2 separate regions of the Homo sapiens genome follow, and region 2 is linked to region 1. A link is an interaction called in ENCODE POLR2A ChIA-PET data of the cell type or tissue named here. Cell type or tissue: endothelial cell of umbilical vein. All regions are shown on one strand. Links, peaks and the distances in the headings refer to the core of each region. The heading gives the core; the rest is flanking DNA.

Region 1 (6,461 bases), core at 219-2,718:
TTGTTTATGTCTCATTACACTTGAGGGATAAGATACTTTTACTATGGTGGTTTACTATAGTAGTGATTCTTTTTTTTTTTTTCCAGATGGAGTTTCACTCTGTCACCCAGGCTGGAGTGCAGTGGTGTGATCTAGGCTCACTGTAACCTCTGCCTCCCGGGTTCAAGTGATTCTCCCAAGTAGCTGCAGTTACAGGTGCCCGCCACCATGCCCAGCTAATTTTTGTATTTTTAGTAGAGACGGGGTTTAGCCATGTTGGCTAGGCTGGTCTCCAACTTCTGACTTCAAGTGATCTGCCCACCTTGGCCTCCCAAAGTGCTGAGATTACAGGTATAAGCCACTGCGCCCAGCCTATAGTAGTGATTCTTTAAAGGAGGTGGGTAGATGACACTGTGATACCTGTCTTTAATGCACCCATTCTGTGCATGTAGAGACTGAGGTGGTTGTAAAATTACAGTACTGAACTTTGGAATTAGGTCAATTCTTCTCATTATGATAACGGTTTTGGATGTATAGCCCCTTCTGACTCCTGGAATCCTTTATTTCCACAGCACTTCCCATGTATCCAAACAGAGGAAAAAATAATTAGTAGTATAGTGCTTGCTTCAGCAGCACATATACTAAAATTGGAACGATGCAGAGAAGATTTTCATGGTCCCTGCACAAGGATGACACATAAATTTATGATGTGTTCCATATTTATTATTATTTTTAATAATAAAAAATAAAAAAAATTTGTATGGTGTGTAAGTGAATGATCTAAAAAATTTCCTTTGTGCCCTAAATGACTTGTGTGAACTCTGTGATCTTTGCCAATGTGATTATTCTTCCTGTGTTCCTTTACTTGTTCCATTCATAGTGACCCTCAGTTTCTTGCCCTAAGTGCTATGGTCTAAAAGCTTGTGTCTCCCCATAATTCATGTTGAAATCTTAACCTCCAAGATGATGGCATTAGGAGATGGGGCCTTTGGGAGGTGATTAGCTCAGGTGGGTAGAGCCCTCAGGAGTGGGATTAGTGCTCTTAAAAAAGAGACTCCAGACCGGGTGCAGTGGGTCATGCTTGTAATCCCAGCACTTTGGGAGGCTGAGGTGGGTGGATCAGGAGGTCAGGAGTACAAGACCAGTTTGGCCAAGATGGTGAAACCCCATCTCTACTAAAAATACAAAAATTAGCCGGGCACAGTGGCAGGTGCCTGTAATCCCAGCTACTCAGGAGGTGGAGGCAGGAGAATCGCTTGAACCTGGGGGGGGCGGAGGTTGCAGTGAGCCGAGATGGCGCCACTGCACTCCAGCCTGGGCGACAGAGTGAGACTCTGTCTCAAAAAAAAAAAAAAAGACTCCAGACAGCTTGTTAGCTCTTTCTTCCACATGAGGTTACAGCAAAAAGACAGATGTCTAGAAGCTGGCCCTTACCAGATACTGAATCTGCCAGTGCCTTATTTTGGACTTCTCAGCCTCCTGGGCTGGGTGAGGTGGTTCACTACCAGCCTTGGCACCATAGTGAGACTCCCATCTCTACAAAAAAAAAAAAAAAAAAACTTTCTGTTGTTTGTAAGCTACCCAGTTTATGGTATTTTGTTACAGCAACCCAAACAGTCTGAGACGTTTAGCTTAACTCCTGTATGCACTAGATACAGTCTGCACTTTGACATCAATCACTTATTTTATATTTTACTGGACTCCTGTTGTCAGATTTTTCCACCATCGATTTCTTCTGTTTTCCCTCACAGGTCACAGCATATTTGTGGAGGAAGGTGAGTAATTATGAAGATTTCTTGGCCACTATAAATTTACGCTGAACAATTCCAAATAGGCCCCTCCTACTTCTTGGCAATCATCTTATTAATTGCATTTTTCTGTTGTCTCATATTCCTTCTTCCTCTTTAACTCTTAATAGATGCCATTTACTTCTATATAAGTGAAAAAGGAAAACAGGGTACAAGCTTGCACATTTTTTTTTCATTGTAACCATGACAAATCACTGTTCTTTCATCTTATTTTGTAAATTGAACGGAAGAAGAATCCTGCTGCCACAGTTAACTTTACCTCTCTGGTCACTTTGATTGTTATTTGCAATGTTTTTTCTTCCCTACCTTAAAATATGTACAGACTTCTCACCGGGCGTGGTGGCTCATGCCTGTAAACCCAGCACTTTGGGAGGCCAGGGCGGGTGGATCACGAGGTCAGGAGATCGAGACGATCCTGGCTAACACAGTGAAACCCCGTCTCTACTAAAAATAAAAAAAATTAGCTGGGCGTGGTGGCGAGCGCCTGTAGTTCCAGCTACTCGGGAGGCTGAGGCAGGAGAATGGCGTGTACCCGGGAGGCGGAGCTTGCAGTGAGCCGAGATCGCACCACTGCACTCCAGACTAGGCGACAGAGCGAGACTCCATCTAAAAAAAAAACAAAAAAAAATGTACAGACATCTGTACTTTGGGAGGAAAAAAAATCAATTTTGATGAACTGCTGCTACTGTTCTTTCTAGCTATCTGCTGCATTTCTCTTCATTTCAAAAATTTTAAGAATTGAATTACAATTGCTGCCGTGAGTTTTTACTTTTTTTTCGAAGACAGGGTCTCACTGTGTTGCCCAGGCTGGAGTACAATTGCAGCTCACTGCAGCCTTGACCTCCCCAGGCTCAGGTGATCCTCCTACCTCAGTTTCCCGAGTAGCTGGGACTACACGCATGTGTCACCATGCCTGGCTAATTTTTGTATTTTCCTGGTAGAGACAAGGTCTCACTGTGTTGGCCAGGCTAGTCAACTCCTGAGTTCTTTTACTACTACTTTCCTAACTTACGCAGTTTTGGAATAGCATAATTCAGATTGTCGCTTCAGAGGACATCTTTTTTGTCAATAATATTGGCTTCATCCTGACTCTTTTCAGCTAGTATATATGTGTTACTATTTCCACTGAGGCTTTTTAATGTTCTCTCCTTGCCGTTTGTGTTAGTTTGCCATCCTGGTTTTCCCTTCTGACTATTCTGTTTTCTTTGTTGTTTCATGAGCCTCTTAGCACTGTTAGTCTCATCAGTACTTGATTATTCCCCTCTTAGATGTTTTATATGCTGATGACTCCCAAATGTGTGTCCCATCCATGTTTGATGCTCCAGTAGTTTACTGGATATTTCTGTTGGAACGCTCAAGGAATTTCCATCACTTTTAGATTTATTATTATTCAGCCTCTCACCTGCTTTCACCATTTCTTTTAATTTTATCATACTTAAATTTTGAAGTAGTCTGCGATGCATACTTTTGCTTTATTTATTTATTATTTTTTGTTTTTTTGAGACGGAGTTTCATTCTTGTTGCCCAAGCTGGAGTGCAATGGCGCAATCTTGGCTCACTGCAACCTCTGCCTCCTAGGTTCAAGCGATTGTCCTGCCTCAGCCTCCTGAGTAGCTGGGATTTCAGGCGTGCACCACCATGCCTGGCTAATTTTGTATTTTTAGTAGAGATGGGATTTCTCCATGTTGGTCAGGCTGGTCTCAAACTCCCAACCTCAGGTGCCGCCCTCCTCGGCCTCCCAAAGTGCAGGCGTTACAGGCGTGAGCACAGTTTTTTACTCTTTATTGGCTCCCAGTTTGTCTTGGAATTCTGCATTGCCTATTATTTGCTTCCTTTAAACTTTAGATTTTCCTTCCTTGCATCCTTTTTGCATATGGCTGCCAGAATGATTTTCCTGAAAATATTTTGAACCCATTGCTAAACATATAAGCCTGAGGAGAGAACATGTGCTATTGACCTTTGCACTGTCTATTCTGTCAAACAAAGTGAATTGAACCTTGCTGAATAAATGTTTGAAAGGGTCACCATTTGCTCAAAAATTTGAATGACTCCCAGTTGTTTACAAGATAAAGTCCAAATTCTACTTTCTGACTTTCAAACCTTTTTATATTCTTCTTCAGCCTTATTCCTTACTGTTTAACATTATCAAGCTGGTGTTTACTCTGTAATATACCTTGCTTAAGCACAACTCCATGCATTCTTCCTTTCCTTGCCTGTCAGAGCCTACTCAGGGATGTTTGCCCTGCGGCTGGCACTGTTCTAATCTCTGATGTTATAGTAATGAACAAAAGAGAAGACAAAGTCCCGTTTTCTTGGAGCTGACGTTTGTGGGGAGGGACACATAGTAAACAAATACGTGATGTTAGGTGGTAATGAGTAAAATGAAAAGGAATAAAAGTAGGTAATAAAAGATGATTGTTTATTCTGACTTCCAATAAAAAATATATCTTACATGGTAATTATATATGTTACTATGTGCATGTGTGGTAACTACATTTGATTGGCCAGGTGTGGTGGCTCATGCCTGTAATCCCAGCACTTTGGGAGGCCGAGGCGGGCAGATCATGAGGTCAGGAGATCAAGACCATCCTGGCCGACATGGTGAAACCTCATCTCTACTAAAAATACAAAAACTAGCTAGGCGTGGTGGTGTGTGCCTGTAGTCCCAGCCACTCGGGAGGCTGAGGCAGGAGAATCGCTTGAACCTGGGAGGTGGAGGCTGCAGTGAGCCGAGATGGCACCACTGCACCTCCAGCCTGGTGACAGAGCGAGACTCCATCTAAAAAAAAAAGAGGTGAGGGGATAGATTGGTGGGATGTGGTAGCTATCTTAGGTGGTCTGGGAAAGCTGCTCCCTGGGTGTCCTAGAGTGCAGGAGCAAGCCATACAGTATCTAAGTGAAGAGTTCTAGACAGCAGAACCAACTTGTGCTAGACCCTAAAGTGCGAACACATTTGCCTTGTTCAAAGAATTGCTGACTTTTGTGGCTAGAGCACAGTGACTAAGGGGGAGAATGATAGATGAGCTGAGAAGAGATGATGGGGAGATTGATAGATGAGCTGAGAAGAGATGATGGGGAGATTGATAGATGAGCTGAGAAGAGATGATGGGGAGACAGATTATGCTTCAAATGTTAAGTCCTGCGGGGCACGGTGGCTCACGCCTGTAATCCCAGCACTTTGGGAGGCCGAGGCGGGTGGATCACGAAGTCAGGAGATCGAGACCATCCTGGCTAACATGGTGAAACCCCGTCTCTACTAAAAATACAAAAAATTAGCCGGGTGTGGTGGTGGGCGCCTGTAGTCCCAGCTACTCGGGACGCTGAGGCAGGAGAATGGCGTGAACCCGGGAGGCGGACTTGCAGTGAGCCAAGATCGTGCCACTGCACTCCAGCCTGGGCGACAGAGCGAGACTCCATCTCAAAACAAACAAACAAACAAACAAAAACAAATGTTAAGTCCTTCATTGAAGAGGCCTTCTTTGACTACTACAACTTGTTAATATAAACCTTGAAACCTATCTAACAACTATAGAAGTAGCTCTCAGATGATTGTTTATTCTGACTCCCAATAAAAAATATATCTTACATGGTAATTATCTATATATGTTACTATGTGCATGTGTGATAACTACATTTGATATATGCTGATATTTTCAAAAACATTGGCTTTAACCTACTAAAGTGATTTCACAGTCTGTTAATAGGTCATGACCAACAGTTTGAAGAGCACTGATCTATGGTGTCTATACCCACTTAAACAAAACACTGAACTACAAACTACTTTTGTTATAATCTACAAATTTTTTCAGTTTGTGAAATATTTTTGGTTAAAGATCTTGCCTTTAATTTTTGTGTGTAGGTTTACAGTGTTTATAATAATGCTGAATAGAAAGGACTTGTTTAATTTAGCAAACATCTGTTGAGTGGTATATTAGAAGCTGCTAGATACTAAAATACACATAAGAATAAGATAAACCATTAGCCTTTACTCCTATAAGGGTTAAAAAAAAAAAAGAGATCAATCCTTGTCTGAATTCCTAAGGCTTATGGGAGAGGAAAGCTTATAAATAAATCATTTGTAATGTGATGGAATCTATCTAATAATGGAAGTGTGTTAAGGCCACAATGAGAGAATAAAGAAGTGATTAATTCATTTTGCTGAGGTCAAGGGAAACTTATCGGAGGAGGTAATGTCTGAACTGCGTTTGGAGGGAGAATAGGACTACTTAGGTAAGTTCGGGAGGGGAAGACGTCTTAGGCTGGATAACATATAAAGGAGTAGAATCATGAGACAGAATAGCACATGAGGGTATTGTAAATAACCCTGTATTAAAATATAAATCCAAGGGGTAAGTGGTGAGTGATGAGGCTGCAGTGAGGCACAGGTCATATCCTTAAAGGTCTGAGACGCGTTGGAGTTACCACTTATTTAATGATTATGCATATTAGGGGAAAATACTGTATAGTCAGAATTAACTTGTAGGAAGTTGCCATTTGGGAAGTAAGGTACCATCTCTCAATAATTCCAAAACAGTCAGTTTTTCCTCTAGTGATGAAATATATCACTGTTTCCTCAATTGTGCCCTAGAGGAAGACGGTTTACATTTGTGGGCTATGTTGTACAAAATAAAATCTTATAAAACGTTAACTTATCCATTGCAATGAGAAGTTCAT
Region 2 (4,966 bases), core at 262-2,761, 67 kb after region 1:
TTTTTCTTTTTTTTTTCTTTTGAGACAAGGTCTTGCTCTGTCACCCAGGCTGGAGTGCGGTGGAGTTGCTCACTGCAGCCTCAACCTCCTGGGCTCAAGTGATCCTCCTGCCTCAGCTTCCCAAGTAGCTGGGACTACAGGCGCATACCACCATGCCCATCTAAGTTTTGTATTTTTTGTAGGGGTTTTGCCATGTTGCCCAGGCTTGTCTCAAATTCCTGGGCTTAAGTGATCTGCCTGCCTTGGCCTCTCAAAGTGCTGGCATTAAGGTGTGAGTCACTGTGCCCAGCCACACGTAAAATTTTAAAACACGTGCATGGCTGTGGACACTCCTGCCAGAGCTGTGGTCTAGCTCCTGGGAAGTAACATCCAACCTTCCACCCCTCACCCCTTCCATTGGTGTCCTTAAAGTCCTGCACAGTTTGTAGCCAGGGTACTGGCATTGATTGCTTACCTTGGACTCATCCTAGGTTGTCTTTTCTGACTTGTTCCTATCTTGGCTGGATTTAGGATAAGAGGAGGGGAGAAGAAGTGTTGGGAGGCAGCAGGATAGGGCCTGGGCATTGCTTAAACTGGGAGTAAGGGACATTCCTTTCTTCTACTTGTACATTTTGTGTAATTGGAAGATTTGGAGATCTTTTGTCTCCAAATGAATCACTCCCACATCTGGTGGGCCCATGAGAAAAAGAAATGTTGGATCTAGCTTCATTCCCATTGTGGGGAAGGAAGTGGAATCACAGAAAGGCAGGAGGATTATACATGCTCCTGCTTGTGGACCAACCATATGAATAGAGAAGGTGAGGAATCCTTTGGTGTTCACAATGGGCAGGAGTCAAGGAGGCAGAGGATATACATAATAGGATATATAGAAAGAGAATCTCATACTGTGCCTCCCCAGTGGTCGGCCAACCACTTACCTTTAGTTCTCTCTGGCCAAGTGTCTTGTCCACTGTGGACCTATCATTCTTGTGATAGTCCGACCCCTGGCCTTCACCCCACTCAGAGGTCCTGGGCATCTGTGATGAGGTTGCCTCATTCCTAAGACCTGGAAACTACCCTTGAGCTTTGGTCTGTGGAGGTTGAGCTTTTGTCCTTGTGCTCACTTAGAGGTGTGGGAATGGGTTCGTTGAAATGTTTCTCCTTGTTTTTCCTGCAATAACTGAATGGGGCAGAGTGAGGAGGAAGAGGAGAAACAATACCGTTTTCATTGGATTGGATTTGTGTTTCAGCTCTCAATTTGTTGAGGAATTTAATGCATATATTTTATACCTATATAATTTAATCATTGATAATTTAGTATTTTATTGGTTTATGAAATAGTATAATTTAGGAAATACTGATCTTGATCAGCACTCTTCATTTTAAAGGTGAATTATCTTGCTTGCTATTGTAAATGAAAATAGTTTTAAAAGCAGTAATGTTAGAACCCTATAAATCCAACTTCTTACTATGTGACCTTGGGAGAGCTACATCATCCCTGAGCATCATTTTTCTCATCTTTAACTTGTGCATAATATCTGTCTTAGATGCTTATTGTTGGAAATCACCCTGTTTACTCATATAGTGGGTGCTCAGTAAAATTGTTTTATAATTATTACCTTTTGGTAAGAGCACCACAAATGGAAATATAAAGAGGTATGGTTGTATATTTCCCTCTTAAAAACTCTTCACTAGTTTTTGTAGTACATATAAAAGTACAGGTGCCCAGTTTGGAGTCTTTCTGTTAGTCTTATTTCTAAATAGGAAAATAATTTCCTTGCAGTCAGAAATTAATCCATATCTCATAATGTGGAGCACAAAATTAGGGACTTAAATGTTAGTGAATTGATTGAAAAGGCAAGATGTCTAGGAAATTTCAATAGGTGGCTGCTTTTAGCTACTACGGTTTTTTTTTTTAATTTGAAGGATGCATGCTTATATGTATTAATAATGTATTTTTGCAAAAATTAAAAAAAAAACCCTCTTCTTTTAATTAGGAGAGAGAAGCTCTTCAGAAACAGCTGGATGAAGCAAATCGAGAAGCACAAAAATATCGACAGCAGCTCCTAAAGAAAGAACAGGAAGCAGAGGCCTACAGACAGAAGTTGGAAGCTATGACTCGTCTTCAGACTAATAAAGAAGCTGTTTAATTGAAATGAACATGTAGTTTGATTTTACTTTTGGTCAAGAAAGAATACAATCTTGAACTGTACACAACAAAGGTACAGCCATGGGAATACAGAATGATAGAAGAGACTACAGATGGATAATTGGACTTAAGCCATGAGCTCTGAGTTCTTGTAACATAAAACTTTACTTTAGAAGTTGTGAAATGTATTTAAAACTGAATTCTGTAAATAGTTTTTTTTTTTTTACAGTTCCAAATGAGTTGATAAAGATTGTTGAAGAGATCCAAAACCAGAATAAGCCACTGTTTTTGTGAATTCTTTTTGATTTTAGTACAAACCTTAATTTCTCAGAAACGGAACAGTTTTAAGGGTGATCGTTGTTGGTTAGGCCAAATGTTGTGTAATAATTATGGTGGACTGATGCTGGAATTACTCCTGTAGGTATAAACCTCTGTATGAAGAGAAGATTTCTCCCAGGAAATCTTTGTACAGCTTTAAGTTGTGTCAGATTCTCTGAAAACATTTTTTAGAAAGCAAAATTTTTATATTTGTTCAATTTCAGCTATACCCAAGTAGATTTACATGTATATGAAGCAAATATTTTTAAAAATTTCTGTTTGTACATATTCTGCATGTTTTATAATTTCAAAATGCATCACTTACATAGGTATTTCTCCCACAGAAATGATGAAAGTGACCAGAAAAAAACAAAAACAAAACCCCTTTACTCTGTAGGTCATTGAAACGAAGTAAGCTGGCAGCTGGTTTTATTGGAATGACAGTGTTCTCGGAAGGAGCAGCCTACAAGATAACTTGAATTTGCCAATTCTGCAAAATCTGTGCTTTTTTGAAAATTTAAGAGTGGGGACGTGAAACTGTATTCTGTGCCTTCCATCATGATTTCCACATGAAAGCACTTTAAGGCACTGATTTTAAGATAATGTTTTTGGAAAACCCAATGCATATGGGTTTCTGAAATATTTTATGGACTTATTTCTCCCCAGGAAATGATTCTTACGGAAAAAAATTGCTTTTGTATGTAGAACAGGAACTTTTTGTATTACAGTGATGCAATAGACATGTCTAATGTAACTTCTACTTTTCCTTTTGAAAGCTCAGTGTCTGTGCTATGACTTGCTCTCATCACAATATTGTTGAATTCCACAATGTATGGACATTAAACACTGGCAGACTGTTCACTTTTTCTTTTTTTTTTTTGGTAAAATATTACTTCAAACCCCTTTTTCTTGCTTTATTTTTCAGTGTTTTATTGCTTTATGAACTGTTTAACCCTGAAATCCCTCTAGGTTATCTATACTGTATAAAAAAGCAATTACCCTTAAAACTGTACTCTGGCCTACTTTTCTATTTTGCAATTAAATATCTTTTTCACATATGTTCATTGTAGACTTATGTTTTTATCACATCTTATTAACACATTAAAAATGTTATCCTACTGCATATTTGAGCCACCATATGAAAATATTTTATACTCTCCACAACATGACTTTAAAATTCCTGAGGTAACTCTTGAGAATTTGTTAACTCTTTCACTGGAATTACCAGTATATTTGTTAATGTAATAAAGGGGTCTATGGTCTGTCAGCCTGATGGTTACTATTGGAAGCACTTAAAAAAGAGTTTAGGGCAAATTGAAGAACTCTGTAAGGAAGAGGAAAAAGATCTTTTTCAATTTTCCACTAAATTTGACATATTTTAAGTGATCCAAAAACTAGTTTTTAAAAATGCCAGGCCATATTTTCAATAGCATGAAGTGACTTTTTCTGCAGTCCTGAAAAGTCAATAGAGAATGTTGTTTCTGGTTACTTCGGTACATTAATTTGTCATGTTAGGCAGGGTGCTGGTACCACAGCCAGGTACCCTGACATGTGGTGCTGGAGCAGAGAAGGGCCAGTGTCTTCACCCCAGAGGGCAATCACTGTAGAGTTTTGCTTTCAGACCAGGCTGGCCCTGAAAAGACTCAAGACAGTGTTGGGAACAAGTTTGTGAAAGCTAACTTAATGTCGTCTTTGACTTCCAGTCTCCTCTCCTGCTGGAGACTTTACCTGGTGCAAGAAATAATTTTGATTCCTAATAACAACAGCTGGCATAGATGGGAGAAAATAATTGGTGCTTAAAAGGAGTAAGTCTATGATAGCATCAGGTACTCAGGTATCTGTGGAGGAAGCTCACCTTTTTCAGAGTCATTGTTACATAACATAATTTCTCAATCATTTACATCTGATTTACTGTTCTGTAAAATCACTACTTAGACAAGAATTTGTAATTAAAACTTAAAATGGGTGTCTTCTTCCCTTCACTTATTTCATGCTGTTTTCAGGTGGGCTGTAAAAGCTTTGCATTCTAGTCATTCTCAATAGTGCTCTGAACAGAGGATTTAAAGAACTGACAAAAATAAAAGTATATGAAATAAAAGTTTTCAGAAATCCACATAATTGTTTCCACTACATAGTGATGGATTTGTAGTTAGCAGTCATCTGGTTGCCACATCACTGGTTAATTGTTTCCACATATGTGTGAACAAACACCTGGAGCAACCTTTCTCAACCAGGGTTCTGCAAGACAAGCCATTTAGTGTTATGGTGTAATGAATTATTTTCTTTCCTGTGCACCTAGAATCGTTCTTGTTACGTACTATCCAGACACTGAGTTCGTTAGGCATCTTGACTGCCCAATTACTTTATTCAGATTTAACACTTCCCTCTGTATAGTCCCTGGACCTCTAGAATTATAAATTCTAGACTGAATCTGTGATGCTTTCAGAAAGCCTCATCTGAGAAGTAGTATCTGCAGGGACTGTGCTTCTCAACTAATTTTCATTTATTGTTATTTATTTT

The links. Peaks named below come from ENCODE experiments on the same cell type or tissue, not always from the same donor. Only the 100,000 strongest peaks of a DNase experiment are listed, where the experiment ranks them.
Region 2: POLR2A ChIA-PET joins it to region 1 with 7 read pairs; 7 of 35 experiments call an interaction of 5 or more read pairs at or near these places.

The regions. Positions count from the first base shown.
Region 1 is chr15:50,341,665-50,348,125 of GRCh38, reverse strand. All of the region lies in intron 1 of GABPB1 (GA binding protein transcription factor subunit beta 1), which reads left to right. It also overlaps the pseudogene RNU6-94P. Among named protein-coding and RNA genes, the nearest start is that of GABPB1-AS1, 9.3 kb to the left of the region's middle. In endothelial cell of umbilical vein, for the core only: no CTCF peak of the experiment used is centred there; a DNase peak (open chromatin) is centred at 1,685.
Region 2 is chr15:50,275,795-50,280,760 of GRCh38, reverse strand. It overlaps GABPB1 (GA binding protein transcription factor subunit beta 1), which reads left to right. Exons shown (of 9, transcript NM_016654.5): 9 at 1,977-4,966. The coding sequence ends at 2,129. Among named protein-coding and RNA genes, the nearest start is that of HDC, 13 kb to the right of the region's middle. In endothelial cell of umbilical vein, for the core only: no CTCF peak of the experiment used is centred there; no DNase peak of the experiment used is centred there.